Regions from separate parts of the Homo sapiens genome. Here region 1 is linked to region 2. A link is a loop called in an ENCODE intact Hi-C map of the cell type or tissue named here. Cell type or tissue: K562. All regions are shown on one strand. Each heading gives the region's core, and the rest is flanking DNA. Links, peaks and the distances in the headings are about the cores only. Region 1 overlaps C3orf49 (chromosome 3 open reading frame 49). Region 2 overlaps PSMD6 (proteasome 26S subunit, non-ATPase 6).

Region 1 (2,909 bases), core at 1-2,500, 170 kb before region 2:
CCATAAAAAGGAGGACATCCTGTCATTTCAACTACATGGATGAACCTAGAGAACATTATGCTAGGTGAAATAAGGCAGGCACAGAGAGATAAATAATGCATGATCACACTTACATATGGAATCTAAAAAAGGTGGTCTCACAGAAATAGAGAGTATAATGGTGGTTACCAAAGGCTGGGGTGGCTAGGGAGAAGGAGGTTGGGGAAATGTTAGTCAAAAGATACATACTTACAGTTAGGCAAGAGCAATAAATTTCAAGAGACCTAATTGTACAGCAAGGTGACTATAGTTAATGATGATATAGTATATTCTTGAAAAATGTAAAAAGAGTGAATGTGATATGCTCTCACCACAAAAATGATAACTCTGTGAGGTAATGCATTTGTTAATTAGCTAGTTAACCATTCCACAATGTATATATACTCCAACACATCATACTGTACATGACAAAAATACACAATGTTATCTGTCATTTTAAAATAAATACATAAAAAAGAAGGAAGTTTAATTGCCATCGTGCCAGTATTAACAGGGGGAACCTTGAAGAGGTGACTGAAGAAGTGATCAGGTCATTAGGACTGTGCCCTGATGAACAGGCTTATGCAGCTATTGTGGAAATAGGTTAGTAATCTCGGAGTGAGCTCCTGATAAAAGGGTGAGTTCAGCTCCATTTCTTTTCTCCATCTCACACTCTCCTTTGCCATGTGATACCTTTTGCCATGTTATGACACAGCAAGAAGACCCTCACCAGATTTGGCCCTTTGATCTTGAATTTCCCACCCTCTAGAACCATAAGTCAAATAAACTTTTATTGCTTATAAATTACCCATTCTCTGGTATTCTATTACAGCCTTGGAAAACAGAGTAAGACGGAAAATTGTACTGGCAGTGTGGCTGTTGCTATAATACCTGAAAATGTGGAAGCGGCAAGTGTTGCCCAAGTCTAGAATCATAAATAAAGACAATTGAGATCTTTACATTTGTTGTAATTTTGTCTCTTGACAGATGACCACAAAAGGACCTGGAGACAGCTGACCTGAGACTCCTTGAGGAACACAGGAAAAGGTGATGCTAACCTTCTTTTCTGGGGGTGGGGGGTACTATCTCCTTCATGTAGCCCTGAGGGTTAAGTCCCCCTCAGATCTGAGCTCTGCTCTCTTTAAGTATTTAAGCTCGCTGATATCTTTGGCTTTGGGGGTATCAAGATTAGTTTGTGCTATGAGAGGACATTTGACTTTGGGGTACCTAGGGTTAGTTTGTACTGTGGCAGGGCACATGACTTCTGGGTTCATAGTGGCTGACAAGTCACTGGCAATGACTACATTGTTTCGGCTCCCACTCTGGTGATATCTCATGCATGATGCCATAAAAGGCTTGGGTCAAGCCCTGAAGAATGTGGCTGGACAGAAATACGGGTTGCATCCCATTGGTGACCAGCATATGACCAGAGGGAAATGTGCGTTACACTCTCTGTGGCTACCATAAAGGGCTGCAGTAGTAAAGGTAACCAACGGCAGTCACAGTAAGTGGTTATTACCATGAGGTGGAGGGGGACATGAACTCTGGCTTTTGGAATTCATAGGTATGTGTGTTCTTTTTTTCTTACATGTTTAGATGAGGGAGGCCTCAGGCATCTGACTGGGTCAGACAAAAAAGAAACTGAAATGTCATTAGCTAAGTTGGTCAAGGCGATCTCAAAGCCAAAGCCATTTTGGCTTTGGAAGACCCAATATCCAACATAAAATGGTTTCTTTAATTTCTAAAGATCTGAGTACCCTCCCTTCTGGCCAGTCTGCCTTTTTTGTGTATAAGGTTTCTGGTTCTGGAAGCTACAAATATTTACAAATGGCAAAATCTTACAAAAGATAATTCAGAATTATGATGCCATTACATGGAATGTTCCACATGAAAAAGACTATTCATCTAAGAAGTGCACTCGAACCCCGAGCCTCCCAAATTATGCAGAGAGAACAAAATTCTTATTGGCATTCAGAAGCCTCAAAGAGACAGTCCTCTAAAATCACCTTTTAAAAAGATTCACTGTAAAGAGCTAATGAAAAGCTGGAAATGGAAGATATTCCCTTACCAAGGATGGTAAAACTGATGTAACTCCTACTGCCTCTCTCTCTCTTTCTTTGCCTGAATATTTACAATCTACTACTAAATATTCAGTCTGCTTTGTCTGAATTGCCTTTCTTCCCTGAAAAAAGCAGTTAAACAGTTTCCTTATAAGAGAATCGTCTGAAAAATCAGGAGATAATCCCCAAGCGACTTGCACTCCCTGGACAAAAATGGACTTCAGGGCCACAGTTCAAGATTTTCCTAAACCTAGAGAAAAATTTCACAAGTTTTCTGAAGAATTCAGGGTCTTACTAGTAACTTATTATTTAAAAATTTTTATTTTTTTTAGACGGAGTTTCACTCTTGTTGCCCAGGCTGGAGTGCAAGGGCGCAATCTTGGCTCACCACAACCTTCGTCTCCTGGGTTCAAGCTATTCTCCTGCCTCAGCCTCCCAAGTAGCTGGGATTACAGGCACCCACCACCACGCCAGGCTAATTTTTTTGTAGTTTTAGTAGAGACGTGGTTTTACCATGTTGGCCAGGCTGGTTCTCAAACTCCTGACCTCAGGTGATCCACCCACCTCGGCCTCCTAAAGTGCGGGAATTATAGGCATGAGCCACCGTGCTTGGCCTTACTGGTAATTTATAACCCCAGTATACTTGATCTGTACCAACTAGTATATGTGTTGGTGTACTCTAGGGAGCCCCACATGGATGAAAGAGGCAGAATGATAGTCTCCTGAGAATTCTATCAAGTACCCAACAAGTCCCGTCCGATCTACTTATGGGTCAGGCAAAACCCAAAAGACTGCAAATTACAGTTTGAAAAGCCATTCCCCAAGTATTTC
Region 2 (2,924 bases), core at 92-2,591:
ACAGATGAACAAATATACAAGATAAATCCTGTGAAGAAAATAAAAGTAACATGATAGAGTGACTAGGAAGCCCTCCACTGGATTGGGGTGGACAGGGAATACCTCTCTCAGGGGCTGGCTAAGCACAGAGCAATGTAAATGATACAAAAGTCTGAAGGCAGGAAAAGCATGGTTAAGCCCAGGAACAGAAAGGATGCCAGACTCAGAATGCAAGCAGGAAGACAGCAACAGGTATATAGAAGGTGAGCAAGAAAAGAGACTCTAGAGTATACTTATGTTTGTGGTTTCAACAAGATGGAAATCCCTGGAGAAGGAGAATATTTGTTTTTAGTGTTGGGGGTGAGGGTGGGATTCAAGCATACTTTGGCAGTGTTCAAGTGGATATGCCTATTAAACAGCCAAGTGAGGACACTAAGGAGGCATTGAGGCATGAGTCTGGTGCTCCAGTTTGGGGCTGGCGACATGAATTTGTCCATCACTGCCATCCAAATGTATCTGATGGCACAAAGTGAAGATAAGAAACAAGGGCAATAACCCAGTCTAAGGCAGTCAGACACTGAGAGGTCTAACAGTGGATGAGGAGGTAGGTCCAGAGAAAACAAGAGCACGTTACTGCAGAACCAAGAGAAAGCTGTGGTGAGAAGCAAAGGATGGTCAACATCAAGGCAGATAAAGATAAGCAAGGGAACACATGATTTAGCAACATGGAGATCAATGGCCACTAACCATGAGATGGTGCGTATTCTCACTAATAAGAGAAATGCATAAAACATCAATAAAATTATTTCTGTCCTCTCAGACTGGCAAAGAGTATGGAGAGGGTGGGACAGGTTCTCTCAAATGCTATAGATTGAGAGAAGTATAAATTGTGTAAATGTAAACTGACATATCTCTGGAGGGCAACAGTGGTCAAGACACAATATATTTAACCTTTGGAAAGTTCAATTTTTTAGACTTTTTCCCCAAGGAAATAACAAGTGGGAAAGATAAATTGTTGGAGTGTTCAAAACAGGGTTGCTTATAATAGGGCAAAACTGGAAACGACCTCGTTTTCTATCAGTAGAGGATAAATTATGGCATAGCCAATACATTGAAATACTAGGAAGTCCTTAAGAAAGGATAACCTGAAGCTCCTAGGAACACTACCTGTTCAATTTGCTGCTATTCTCAATGTTAGTACACGATAGCCACTCAAAAACACTTACTGACTAAATGACCAACTATATGTATAGTGACATGAAAAGATATACACGTTACTTGTGAAGAGAAAAAAAGGTACTTACAAAACAGCATATAAAATACATCCACAATACACAAAAGTGTTACATGCTCTTATCTCTGGATAACAGTGCCCCTGAAGGACACACTGGAAAACCTGATTAACAGCAGTTGCCTCTAGAGAAAGGACACTGGTGATCAGATATTAAAGAAAGCCTTTTTCTTCTTTATATGATACTGTTTACAACTGTTCCATGTGTACATATAACTTCGGTTTTTAAATGTTTTTTCTTTTTTAAAGTGCATATAATAAACGAGTAAAAGGCCGGGCGCGGTGGCTCACGTCTATAATCCTGCACTTTGAGAGGCTGAGGCGGGCGGATCGTGAGGTCAGGAGATCAAGACGATCCTGGCTAACACAGTGAAACCCTGTCTCTACTAAAAATACAAAAAATTAGCCGGGCATGGTGGCGGGCGCCTGTAATCCCAGCTGCTCAGGAGGCTGAGGCAGGAGAACGGCATGAACCCGGGAGGCGGAGCTTGCAATGAGCCAAGGTCATGTCACTGCACTCCAGCCTGGGCGACAGAGTGAGACTCTGTCTCAAATAAATAAATAAATAAATAAATAAAAGGTCTACAAGGATATAAAACAATATTAAAATCACCGTCTCAGGAAAAATTTTATATGTGAGTGAATGTGTGTATGGATTTGGGGGTGAGGTGAGATACAAAACCTTTCACTTTCTCAATTTATTTTTGATTTCTAAATATAGTCAGGTACTACCTAGAAAAGGATACTACTTCCTTTTCCAATTGAATTATTTTAGAGCACATTAGTACCAAGTGCTGTCCTGCTGTCAGGGTCATGAAGATTAAAAAAAAAAAAGCATAAGTTCTGCTCCCAGAAATTCTAGTTAGCAAAGGAGGCAAACTAGGAAATTATCACAAAACAGAGTGCTAAGTTTTAGCAATTGGGGCACATGGCCAGTTAAGTATATGAAAAGATGCTCAATGAAACTAGTCATTAGAAACAAATCAAAATTACAATGAGATATCATTTCACACCCACAAAGATACCTATAATCAAAAAGACAGAAAATAGTAAGTACTGGATGTGGGAACACTGGAACCCTCACACAGCTGATGGGAATGTCAAATGGTGCGGGCGCCTGCTTTAGAAAACTGGCAGTTCCTCAAAAAGTTTATCAGAGGGTTGCCATTAAGATGCAGCCATTCCACTCCATATGTCCACAGAAAAAGCTGTACACAAATCTTCATTATAGCATTATTGATAGTAGCCAAAAAGTGCAATCAACACAAAAATCTATGAACTAATGAATGGATAAATAAAATGTAGTATATACATACAACAGACTATCATTTGGCTATAAAACAAAATGAAATACTGATACATGCTACAACATGGATGAATGTGGGAACATTATAAAGTGAAAGAAGCCAGGCACAAAAAGCCACGTATTTTATGACTGCATTTAGATGATATGTCCAGAATAGGCAAATTCGTACAGACATAAAGTAGATCAGTGGTTGCCAGGGGCTGGGGGAAAGGAGTAATAGGGAGTGACTGCTAATGGGTGTCGGTTTCCTTTTGGGGTGATCAAGATGTTCTGGAATTATTAATATTTGCAAAACCTTGCCAATATATGAAAAAGCACTGAATTGTACACTTGAGGTAATTTTATGGT

Evidence for each region. Peaks named below come from ENCODE experiments on the same cell type or tissue, not always from the same donor. Only the 100,000 strongest peaks of a DNase experiment are listed, where the experiment ranks them.
Region 1: it touches region 2 in a loop (2.4-fold over the local background); 1 of 110 quality-filtered maps calls a loop at or near these places.

The regions. Positions count from the first base shown.
Region 1 is chr3:63,844,018-63,846,926 of GRCh38, forward strand. C3orf49 (chromosome 3 open reading frame 49) reads left to right here. Exons shown (of 7, transcript NM_001355236.2): 6 at 1,006-1,065. The coding sequence ends at 1,035. All of the region lies in intron 1 of THOC7 (THO complex subunit 7), which reads right to left. Among named protein-coding and RNA genes, the nearest start is that of THOC7-AS1, 15 kb to the right of the region's middle. In K562, for the core only: no CTCF peak of the experiment used is centred there; no DNase peak of the experiment used is centred there.
Region 2 is chr3:64,014,366-64,017,289 of GRCh38, forward strand. All of the region lies in intron 5 of PSMD6 (proteasome 26S subunit, non-ATPase 6), which reads right to left. It overlaps PSMD6-AS1 (PSMD6 antisense RNA 1), which reads left to right. Exons shown (of 2, transcript NR_189168.1): 2 at 1,520-1,897. Among named protein-coding and RNA genes, the nearest start is that of PSMD6-AS1, 3.9 kb to the left of the region's middle. In K562, for the core only: no CTCF peak of the experiment used is centred there; a DNase peak (open chromatin) is centred at 1,356.